Linked DNA regions of Homo sapiens: region 1 is linked to region 2. A link is a contact called in ENCODE Hi-C or POLR2A ChIA-PET data. All regions are on one chromosome and are shown on one strand. Each heading gives the region's core, a stretch centred on a gene start or an enhancer-like site at or near the end of the contact. The rest is flanking DNA. Distances are from core to core; before and after follow the strand shown. Region 1 holds the start of SH3BP5L (SH3 binding domain protein 5 like). Region 2 holds the start of SMYD3 (SET and MYND domain containing 3).

Evidence for each region. A loop is a pair of places that touch in the nucleus more often than their neighbours do. ChIA-PET counts read pairs that join two places held with the same protein, here RNA polymerase II (POLR2A). Pooled maps may share reads with other maps.
Region 1: a loop to region 2 is called in a pooled map, with 7 times the contacts of the local background. The contact joins the promoter of SH3BP5L here to the promoter of SMYD3 in region 2. A Hi-C loop is called at or near these places in 1 of 168 maps with a recorded cell type or tissue (CD8-positive, alpha-beta T cell) and 5 of 50 pooled maps. POLR2A ChIA-PET finds 5 or more read pairs at or near these places in 1 of 52 experiments (activated T-cell).

Annotation. Positions count from the first base shown.
Region 1 is chr1:248,823,784-248,829,985 of GRCh38, reverse strand. SH3BP5L (SH3 binding domain protein 5 like) reads left to right here and starts at 4,071. Exons shown (of 7, transcript NM_030645.3): 1 at 4,071-4,151; 2 at 4,620-5,233. The coding sequence starts at 5,051. It overlaps MIR3124 (microRNA 3124), which reads right to left and starts at 3,609; the gene lies at 3,543-3,609. RefSeq lists enhancers at 3,380-3,479, 3,550-3,599, 3,175-3,725, 3,710-3,969, 3,726-4,277 and 1 more.
Region 2 is chr1:246,504,957-246,510,589 of GRCh38, reverse strand. SMYD3 (SET and MYND domain containing 3) reads left to right here and starts at 3,311. Exons shown (of 12, transcript NM_001167740.2): 1 at 3,311-3,536. The coding sequence starts at 3,373. RefSeq lists silencers at 2,452-2,684, 3,174-3,353, 3,624-3,673 and enhancers at 3,359-3,859, 3,860-4,360.

The sequences.
Region 1 (6,202 bases), core at 2,822-5,321, 2.3 Mb before region 2:
AGCCGGGCCAACACGGCGAAACCCCGTCTCCACCAAAAAATACGAAAACCAGTCAGGCGTGGCGGCGCGCGCCTGCAATCGCAGGCACTCGGCAGGCTGAGGCAAGAGAATCAGGCAGGGAGGTTGCAGTGAGCCGAGATGGCAGCAGTACAGTCCAGCTTCGGCTCGGCATCAGAGGGAGAGCTCGGCATCAGAGGGAGACCGTGCAGGGGAGAGGGGAGAGGAGAGAGGGGAGAGGGGAGAGGGGAGAGGGGAGAGGGGAGAGGGGAGAGGTCCTGTACCTTTTTAATGAATATATTTACACACATATATGTATACTGGGTTGCAAGGTAAAACATATATCTGAGTTGTCTTCCAATTAGTTTGAATCTCACCAGTTTATAAAATGAGCACCATCGGCTGGGCGTGGTGGCTCACACTTGTAATCCCAGCACTTTAGGAGGCTGAGGCAGGTGGATCACTTGAGGTCAGGAGTTGGAGACCGGCCTCACCAACATGGTGAAACCCTGTCTATACTAAAAATACAAAAAAATTAGCTGGGCGTGGTGGCATGTGCCTGTAGTCTCAGCTGCTCAGGAGGCTAAGGCAGGAGAATCACTTGAACCTGGGAGGCGGAGGTTGCAGTGAACTGAGATCGTGCCATTGCACTCCAGCCTGGCGACAGCGTGAGACTCCATCTCAAATAAATAAGTAAAAATAAGTAAATAAATAAATAAACAAAAATAAAATAAAATGAGCACCATAGACTATCACCTACATGGGAAGTGAGATAGTGTCCTTTTTCTCATCATTGCCTGAAATTCTGGCACGTAATAGGCACTCCGTAAAGACATATTGCATAAAGGAATGAATCAACAAGCCAGAGAAGAGGAAACCCAGTACCAGGGTGACTCAGAAGCTAAATGATAAGAAAAAAGAGAGAAATAACCCAGTGTCAGATGTCAGTGATGTGGCAATATTGAGAGCATGGATGACCTTATCTTTGTAATTCCTATGAATTGGCAGCATCCGGAGCCAGACTGTAGGGGTGAATGGGAAGGGAGGAAGTGGAGAAAAGACAAATGATAGTGGAGACTGAGAGGCTGTTTGTTTTGTATTGAAGATGTGAAAGTTCAGTATGTATTCTGGAGAAATTATATAGAAAAGGCAGGTTCTAAAAACGTGCTGTCCAGGAAAGGAGAAACTAGCTACACAGAGCTATTTAAATTAAAATAAAAAATACAACTTCTTAATCACAGTAGCTCCATTTCAAGTTCTAAATGGCCACATGTGTCTACAGACTACCATACTGTGCAGAGCTGATTAACATTTCCTTCTTTGCAGAAAGGTCTTTCAGACAGTGCTGCTGTAGACAAAAGTTTTAATTCATCATGTTTGTGCTGGCTTCAATAAACAAGTTCAGGTTAAATCAATGCACAGCATCGCCCAATCTCTTCCTACCCAAAACATTATCCAAACCCAGCAGAAAAACTATTGTGGGATTATATCACAATCTATACATGATAGATTCACATGTGGTCTCAGTGGGTGAGAGTTAACCTTGGAAGAGGCCAGTGGAGACTTTAAAGGAGCTGCTAAATCTCAGGATGTGATCTAGGGGTCTGGCCATTATATGTATTCATAATGTTTTCCCACCAAAGATCTGTGACACGTAGCAGCAGTTTGTGATTGCTAAGCATTACACAGAGAAAAGGAGCTATGGGATGGGGTATAAGAATGACAGGTATTGGAGCAGTGCTGAATAAGAAAGGTTAGATAATTCAGGCTAGGGTAGACAGAACATCCTGGGTAAAATGAGGTTATTACAGTGAAATTCTAGTTCTACAAAAGTAAAGTGACTGGTAGACAACAAATAAATCATGTTTATCACCTTATATTTAATTTTTATGGTTTTTGTATGGCACCTTAATAATAAAAAGGACTGTGGTAGAAGACTGAGGCATTATTATCCATCAAAGCTGTCCACTTAGACAATGTTACTCAAGGTCCTGCTGACTTATTGAAATTAGAAAAATCACTTTTGTAATTTTAAAAACAAAACCTCCAATTTAATGGAAAAATCTGTTTTCAATCACCTCTTTTAAAGGAATATATTTTGCTCTGCTCAATTTAAAAAAATCGTTATTCATGGGATGAAGGGATAGAAGAAATGGACTGAGAACTGTAGAACTCTTGGCACATGACTCCATCCAAACCTCTGAGTTACTAAGAGACAAACTTTAGCATGCCTTCTAGCAGTGTCAGATCATGTCCCTAGGAGAACCCCAGCTCCCCCATGAAAATGCCTGCCTGAGAAAGCTCAATGCTACCAGGAGAATTTACTATTTGTTCTAGCCAACACCTGATGATAGGCTCCTGACCTCCCTTTCTCAGGGCGTTTATTAAGGGCTTACCATTATGAATCCTTCCTTCTTCTCTTTAAGGTGTTTATGCGTCTGCTACAACTCAAGAGGTCCTTCTAAAGGACCTGAGAGCCATTCCTTTGAAATTGATCGTCAAGAAGGGCAGAGCCTCTACCTCCCAATCTCAGTGCAAGAATAGCAAGCTAGGCTGGGCGTGGTGGCTCACGCCTCTAATCCTAGCACTTTGGGATGCCCAGGCGGGTGGATCACCTGAGGTCAGGAGTTCGAGACCAGCCTGGCCAACGTGGCGAAACCCCGTCTCTACTAAAAATAGAAAAATTAGCCAGATGTGTTGGCATGCACCTGTAATCCCAGCTACTCGGGAGGCTGAGGCAGGAGAATCTCTTGTACTCGGGGGTGGGGGTGGGGCGGAGGTTGCAGTGAGCCAAGATCGCGCCATTGCACTCCAGCCTGGGCAACAAGAGTTAAACTCCGTCTCAAAATAAATAAATACATAAAAAAGCACTCTAACTTCTATAGCTGCTAGCTAGCAGACACATCTGGCCGAATCGCATCTATGCCAATCAAATCTGTAATTTTTCACTTCTCCAACACTATTGAGCCCTGATCACCTTCCTTCCTTCATTCTCCCTTTGAAATGCCCAGTCACTTCTGTACAAATCGGAACAGAGGTCAGTTCTTTTCCTTTCTGTAAGTAGTTACTGAAAAAAGTCTTTTTCACTGCTTCAATGTCTAGCTGGGTTGTCTTTGACAGGATCCAAAAAGGAGGGGAATTCAGCCCATTTGCCTTTTCCATCTGCAGGGCAAAGTTTTGAGTTGACTCTGAGGAAGTTACGCCTTTTGTAAAAACAAAACATCCAACCCTGAATGAAGCCCTTCCCCTTAGGCCTAGGCCCTCCCCTCACCAAGCGACACCTAGAGGTGACAAGCAGGCGCTCGCTCAGGGACCTAGGTAACGATACACAATGCCATGTAACAAACTCCTGCTCATCGAGGGCATCTGACCCTGGGTGCACGAGTGAATTAACTGAGTTAATGTTGACTAAGTTCCTGGTTAGTATTCACGGAGCAATTGGTGACCCCACCAAAACGTCGTTCAAGGTGCAAGGTCCAGAGGCCTCGAGGAGTGGGATTTACACATCGGAGCCGTCCGCTCAGACGCCGTTAGTGGAGGGTTCCGCCGACTTCACGGGAGTGAGGAAAGTCACTTTTGGAAATCGACTTTGCCTTCGCCCGCGAAGCCCGCCAGCGTCCGGACTCGAGTTGCCCCCGGAGCCACTGCCGGAAGTTTACCAGCTCACTTTCGGCGTCGCGCCCGCCTCCGTGGAGCAGGCCGGAAGTGGCTTTCCGGCAGCCGCCGCCGCAGCTCCGTAAAGCAAGATGGCACTACTCACTCTGAGGCTATTATCTCCGTTTTATATCTAGTATTCCTCTTCTCACCAGTTACTCTCGATTTCCGTCCCGCGCCCTAATTTTCTTCAGCACCACATTCTCATGTTTTTCTTTCATTCAGCCTTGGTGGAGTATGGTCTGGAGGCAACCTACGGCTAGCCTGAGCAACGTGGGGCACCATTTTGTACGGAAACTGAAGGCAGGGCGGGGGAGTGTGAGGCCTCCCGAGGAGGCCCGGCTTGAGAGAGAGCGTGGGAGGGAGAGCGTTGTTCACCGATGATGTATTTCCGCTTCTGGTCTGCCTGGTCGTTTTTGGTTGGATCGGCTTGTTGCGGGGAGGGAGGGGGGGAGATTGTTTGCAGCATAGAAGCTCCGCGGACGGGAAGGTAAACTGAGGTAAGGCTGTGCGGGGGGCTTTTGCGCATGGCTGGGTAGAATGGACGGGAGTAGGGTCCTTGGGATTGCGGAAGAGTGTGGAATTGGAGACGGGAGGCTTAGATGTCTCGGGTTGGACAGAGAAGGTGGGGTGGGGCTCGGGGTTACAAGGTGAATCGCAAAGCCGGGCTGGGGTGGAGTGGGACGAGCGGGAGACCACAGGAGATGGAGGAGAGCCTAGGGGTGCAGAGGAAAGTCTCGAAGGCGCTGGTTGAGGAGGGCCTGGGTCGAGAGGAGCTGGGACGGGGGAAGAGTAGAATCTAAAGTCCTTGAGGGCTAAGGAGAGAAGTTGAGGTAGGGACTGGTCGGAATACATGGGTGGGGGCGTGGTGAGAGTGTAGTTTTTGGGAGGCTGTAGAGTTGGAAGGGGCTGGTGGCTGCGGTTTTGATGCTGACATGACCATATACTTGGCCTTTGTTTCTCTGCAGCTCCCCAGAGACGCTCATCCTACAGCCTCAGCTCGGGCCCAGCCTTCTCTCTCCAGCTGCCACCACAGCCTGGAGGCGCCTGCCTCCACCCTCCCGAATGGTGCTCCTCCTAGCAGGCCTCGGTCCAGGATCCAAGCCCCCTTTGCCCCCTGCCTTGGAGCTGTTGCTCCGGGTTTGTCACAGTGGACTCCCTGTGGCGGGAAGGGAAGAACTTTTGCACAGACAAGGCTTCAGCTCTAGGAACCCCACTGACAACTTGAATCTCAACCTCTAACCTAGTGTGAGGTTCTTCCTGTGCCCACCTTTTCTGCCTTTTGAGAAGAGAAACTCTTCTCCTGGCCATCTAGAGCCCAGGAAGCCCCAAGCTGGGGCCCTGGTCCCAGCATGTCAGTCCTCTCTTGTGCATAGGGCTCTGCCCTCCCCCTGTCAGCATGGCTGAGCTCAGACAGGTTCCAGGAGGGCGGGAGACCCCACAGGGGGAGCTGCGGCCTGAAGTTGTAGAGGATGAAGTCCCTAGGAGCCCAGTCGCAGAAGAGCCTGGAGGAGGTGGAAGCAGCAGCAGTGAGGCCAAATTGTCCCCAAGAGAGGAGGAAGAACTGGATCCTAGAATACAGGTGAGAGCACTGAGAGCAGGGAGAGAAGGAGAGCCCAGATTCCAGCCTCCCTGAAGAGTGTTGGATGAATGAGGGCTTAGACTTACTCTGTCCCCAGTCTGCTGGGGCAGGAAAGGAGAACAAGTTTGTCAACAAATCATTGCAGGGTAATGTAACAAGTTCCAAAAGAGTTGTGTGTCTGAAGTGCTGATGGAGTGCAGAGAAAGGCCTGGCCTTAGTGCTTGGGAGGCATTGCTGAAAGCTTCACTGAAGGAGCAAAGTGTCACTTGGCAGTAGATGGAGGAGGCACACTTTAGGTCAGTGGAGGGTAGGTGTGTTGTACTTCTTTCCAGATAAGCAGAGGGGCTGCCACCTTAGTTAGGGATGCTGTGTGAGAGGAGATGACTTTGATACTGGGGGACAGTTTTGAGGCTGAGTGAGAGAATCTTTTCCCCTTTCTCACCTTCTCAGCGGTACCTTCCAGGGATGTGCGGCCCACATTGCTCTGATAATGTGTTTCACCCTTGTAAACAGTGAGACCTTTCCAGTGTTATAAAGGTAGCATCAACTTTAGATCTATAAAGAAACCCCATATGTTCAAGGATTTGTAACTTTTGTTGTGGCCAATCCTTAGTAACATACATACCTGGCCCTCAGGATAGTGGGTCTCCTAAAGGAATGGAAGAGCAGTTTATTGCCTTGGAGTGTCTACAATCTAGTTGGTAGGACAGGCAGATCTTTGTGTAGGAGACCTGGGGGTAGTCAGTGAGGAAGACCAACTCCATGTGGAAGAGATGCCTGGCCAATCAAAGCTGGGTTGCAGTGTTTCAGGGAATTGGCTGAGAATGACTTCCTGAGGAAGCTTCTTGGGCAGGTGACGACCAGGATGCTCCTGCATGTTTGGGGCTTGAGTCTGCCATTTGTTCCGGTCACATCTCCAAGACTCTGATGTTGTGGAAGTGACTCTTCTGTAGGTGAGCAAGAACATAT
Region 2 (5,633 bases), core at 2,062-4,561:
AGGTGTGTCCTCAGTGTCAGACCCCAGGGGCCACCGAGAGACCCTGAGGACTCCGGAGACCCAGGCAGGTGGGGCCCGGCCCAGAAAGGACTCTTTGGGCCCACTGGAGGTGCTGCCTGATCACGTCTGTTTTTCTTTCAGCCAAACCCAGGCAAGGGTCCTCAGCAGCCAGGGCTGTGCTGGCTTCACGTGGCAGGAAGGCCCTCTGCAAGGGGGATGGGCAGGTGCCCCCTGGCCCACCAGCCTGGTTCCAGCGGCCCATTTGGTCTGCTTCCCCACCATGGGTTCCTTGTCCTCTCACACCTGTCCTGGTGGGGCTTCCATGTGGCCAAGGCCCAGGGGCGTGAGGGGGCTTCTGGGGAGCCCAGGGCAGCAGGCCATTCTCTGGGGGACCCAGGACTTATGGTGTGCCCAGCCTGGCCTTGGCTCAAGGAGGACCTCGGGGTTCCTGGAGGTACCTGCAGCGGAACTCCATGTCCCGACTCCCAGTGGACTTGGATGTGGGGGGCCCTTGGTTCCATAATAATTTCAAACAGAGCTGCTGAGCTCATGTCCCTTCTGAATGTGTCCTGGACAGCCCTGGGACCATGGGGCAGGCTTAGCCCCGGAAGCCCATGGGGACCCCCATATCAGGCCCTGCCTAGGCCCATCAGGACTAAGAGGGAAGTTGGGAGATGCCCCCACAGCAGCATGGGCACCTGCATCTGGCCCCCTTGGTGGCCAATGACGGGCATGCCTAGAAGGAGCCAGGGTGGCACCCCACCAGCAATCCCAGACACCTTGGAAAATGCTGTTCAATGAGGAAGCCGGTCCCGTCAAGGCCATGAGAGAGAAAGGTGAGCATGGCATCCCTGCAGCCCAGCCAGCCAGTAGCATGCCCTGGGTCCTTGGTCCCAACCTGTGGAACAGTGTCCCCCTCCCAGGGCACAATTCGCAGGCCAAGAGGGGCCTGGCCTAGACCCCAGCCCTGGGAAGAGCGGGGAACCAGAGGTGTGGTGGGCTCCCAGCTGCAGTCAGCATGGCCATGCAGGGGGCCCTGGTACCACGGAGCTCTGCACTGTCACAATTCACCTCGCAGGGGCCGGCGAGATCCCGAAGCCTCGCAGCAACTGCTGCAGCCACAGCAGGCGCCACCACCACATGCCTTCCAGCCGCCAGTGCAGGGTTTCCCGACAGCAGGGTGTCCTGCAGCCCTCGCCTCAGCGGCTCAGACGCTGAAGGTATCTGTGGTTCATGTTTCTAGTGCTCCCACCAAAGAGAATCACTATGGAGGATGCTCTTGGTCCTGAGGTGAGCAAAACAGCACGCCCTGTGAATGGAGCCGGCTTCTTTCCTGGCCACCATGCTTGCTGGATGGGCCCACGGAGCAAGTGGCCTTGAGACGGGCATGGGAACGGAAGAGGCTCAGCATCCTGCACGTGCCCTTACCGAGGCTCACCAGGCTGACACCACTGCTGAGCGCCCCTCCGTGGATGAGACACTTGCACCCAGTCTCTGGGTTGGCACCATTTCCCAGGAGGACCAGCTGGCCACCTGCTGGCAGGCTAATCACACTGTGGAGGGGGCTGAGATTGGCTTTCACTGCACCAAGCCACAATGTGGACGTGGATTTGCCGGCCCTGCAGTGCACACAGCACTGCTTCTGACCAGGACACCCCATTCACAGCTGGGGATGTGCAGCATTGCGCTCCCACCTCAGGGCCTTGGCTCTGCCACCTCGACTTGGAATGTTCTCAGCTCCCTCCAGGCTTCTAGAAGCATCTGGGACACAGCTCATGGCTGGATAAGCACCCGAGGCCCCACAACCCAAACAAGCTTCCCATCCTCATTTTATTTTTTGTCAAACTTATGAAAATTTATTAAGATATGACTTACATCCCTGGTAAGTGCACAGCTTAAAAGATATTCACAGATGGAACACACCAGCCCCCAGATCACAAAGCCAACCATGCCCAGCCCCTCCCAACACCCCCAGCCCTGAAACCAGTGTTCTGACTTCTGACAGCACCACGAGCCTGCCTTTTGTACTTTACACTCATGGAAGCATAACCACCTTCATGTTTTAAAATAAATGTTTACTTTTGAAATGACTTTAGATACACAGAAAAATTGAAAGGCACTATAGTGTACTCCTACACCTTCCATCCAGCTGCCCTTAATAATGACATTTTGCATTACCATGGCACGTTTGTCCAAACTAAGAAATTTAGGCCGGGTGGGCTGGGCGCGGTGGCTCACGCCTGTAATCCCAGCACTTTGAGAGGCCGAGGCGGGCGGATCACAAGGTTAGATCGAGACCATCCTGGCTAACACGGTGAAACCTCGTCTCTACTAAAAATACAAAAATTAGCCGGGCGTGGTGGCAGGCGCCTGTAGTCCCAGCTACTCAAGAGGCTGAGGCAGGAGAATCGCTTGAACCCGGGAGGCAGAGGTTGCAGTGAGCCAATATCGTACCACTGCATTCCAGCCTGGGCGAGAATGAGACTCCGTCTCAAAAAACAAAACAAAACAAAACAAACCCCAAAAACAAAAAAGAAAATTAAGCTGGGTGTGGTGGCTCACACCTGTAATTCCAGCAATTCGAGAGGTCGAGGCAGGAGGTTCAGGTTCACTTGAGGCCAGGAGTTTGCGACTAGCCTGGGCGACATAGGTAGACTGTCTCTGGAGGAAAGTAAAAAGCATTAGCCAGGCATGGTGGCGTGAGCCTATAGTCCCATCTAGTCAGGAGGCCCAGGCGGGAGGATTGCACATGCCTGTAGTCCCAGCTACTATGGAGGCTGAGGCAGGAGAATCGCTTGAACCCGGAGGTCAGAGGTTGCAGTGAGCCGAGATCTCGCCACTGCACTCCAGCCTGGGCGACAGAGCAAGACTCCGTCCTAAAACAAAAAAAAGTTACAGTGCAAAGTACTAGTTGTGATGTCATGATGCCTGCAACTTTGAAATAGTTTAACGACAATACGTGTATACATAGCTACAGGTGGGGAGAGAGTGACGAGCAGAAATGGCAAAGTGCTAGGTTGTCTGATTTAGGCGGAGGTATATAGGTGTTCACTGCACTGTTTTCAACTGTTCCGTATGCGTTAAAATGATCGTAATACAATGTTAGAGGGAGAAAAAAAACCCCGCCTGTCTTCTGCGCAGTCGCCATGGGCACGAGCCGCACGCGGAGCCTTACGACCACCTTCAGGTCCCACACACTCCACTCCAGCCGTCCCTCCAGACTCCATCTGCGCATGCTCTTGCCCCACCGCGCCCGCCCCGCCCCTCGGGCGTACGTGTGCGCGCAGGGCGCAGGCGCGCGGGTCCCGGCAGCCCGTGAGACGCCCGCTGCTGGACGCGGGTAGCCGTCTGAGGTGCCGGAGCTGCGGGAGGATGGAGCCGCTGAAGGTGGAAAAGTTCGCAACCGCCAAGAGGGGAAACGGGCTGCGCGCCGTGACCCCGCTGCGCCCCGGAGAGCTACTCTTCCGCTCGGATCCCTTGGCGTACACGGTGTGCAAGGGGAGTCGTGGCGTCGTCTGCGACCGCTGCCTTCTCGGGTGCGTAAGGAGCGCCCTCGCCTACCTGAGTCGCGAGCTGTGTGGGGTGCTGGGGAGGGGGGGGCGTCGGGCGGCCGGCAGCCGCGGGACTCCTGCTGGATGGGGCTGCACAGGCAGCTTGGCGGTGCTGCCCCTGACGCGCGTGTGCCCGGGGGCGGGTCGCTGCTGACAGGCCCCGCCCGGACACCCCCCTAGGTTGCCGCAGCGGGGCTGGGAGGGGGCCCAGGCTCAGCCACTGCCCCCCAACCTGGGCTGCGGTGGAAATGGGAAAGCCATTGGGCAGACTTGAGGGGGAAGCGTTGTGCCGGGGATAATTTTGCTGGGAGACGAAAAGTCTGTGTGCTGGACAGTCTTCCTTGGTGCGGCTGTGGAAATCACACGTGGCGGGCGTGGGGCTGGGTGGGAGCTGGGATGAGTATAAATCAGGCTCCCCTGCAGAGGCCCCGCCGGTAAAGCATCAGGCTTGCAGCAGGTGGAAGAATCTTGATGTCTACGGTGCACCTCTGTGGTCTGGGTTGTGTGTGGCCTGGGGATACGAAGAGGAACGGGACCTCCTCAAAGAGCTGATCAAGTGAGAGAGAGAATTACAGTGTACCAGAAGGGCTGAAATAGAGGGGCAATTAATGTGCTGTGGGAGCATCAGACACGGGTCCCCCGTGTGCTGTGCCATTTAATGGCTGTGCAGGCATGTCTAACTCTTAACCACCATTCTAGATGCAGGGATTCACGTGAAGGTGTTTTGGAAGCCTGGACGCGCTGTGCCGGTGTAAAGTGCTATGTGAAAGCAATTTATGGAAATGTGTAACATACATGAATAATAGGAACTGCATTCAGTCAACAAATATTATTGAGCTTCTGTGTGCGAGGAAGAAGAGTTCTATTTTGAGATGAGTGCGATGATTTTGTGCATGGCCGCTTTTCAGACCTGCCAGTCTGAGATTTAGGTGGGTGGAGGTGGGACGGTAAGTGCAAAACTCGTATCTGTAATTTGACCATTGTTCTTACTTTGTTCTCATTTGATTCATAATTCAGGAATATGACTTTGCATTTTAGAGCTACCAAATAATAATTTTGTCTGTTGCTTTCTGAAGTAATGATAACAGCGAAAACATCTGTTCGGGAGAGAGCAGCATCTTGAAGTTTTTGTAAACTGTGTGGTTGAAAACAATTCGTTCCTTTCAAGATAGTTCTTGGAACAGAAAAGTTTTGGAATGAATAAATGGTGACAAATTGGCAATTGAATCATTAGAGCTGAAGTTGAGTCTTGTGACACACGGAATTGTGCATTTCCAAAATAAGCTACACAAACCCTTTGTGGGTGGGATGCTTGTTGATTTACCATACTATTTCATTAGTCTCATTCATTTTTCCTGTTTGCAGTAACTGGGGATTTAAGCAAAAAAGGAATTTAATGAAAGAGTTTTGGGGGAGTTCTCAGTGTTGCTTTAAAGTCTGCCAAGACTTGACTGGGCATCGGCTGAACCAAGTTAGGATTGCACTGCAAAAGTAGCTGGGGCTGGGATCTGGGGTGTATATCACTTCTGTCGCCTGATAATATTGGATTCTGCAGTAGGTACCACGAACACCATAGACACTGGACCCTGGTGCTGCTGCTGCTGCTGCTCCTTGGGAAACTCACTGTTGCTGGAGAGTGATTCTCTCAACCATTCTTCTTTGTGATACTGGCTTTTATTCAAAGTCCTCAGTGAGTGTCTTGGATTGGCTAAACTTAGGTCACTGCCTGCACCCCTAGCGCGAGGGAGGTTGAGACGGTATTTAGCCTTTTTGGCTTTTAAGATAGAAGGCAGGCTCACTCTACTTCCCACCGATAGTTATCCAGTGGGGAAATCAGCAAACATAAACATAGAAAAAGGGATATAAGTAAATGCTAAGCATCTAAACAAAACAAGCTAAACAGATTCTTCATAATGACTGACAAATACTTACTAGTATTTTACACAGACACAAAATATTTGCACTTACTTTGGATTGCCAGGATACACAGTTCACTTGTGTTGTGGTAGTAGTTGCTCTGTTTGAACACTCCCATTTTAGTGGTTATAGTGTTCCAAAGAGCCTGGTTGGGAATCACTGCAA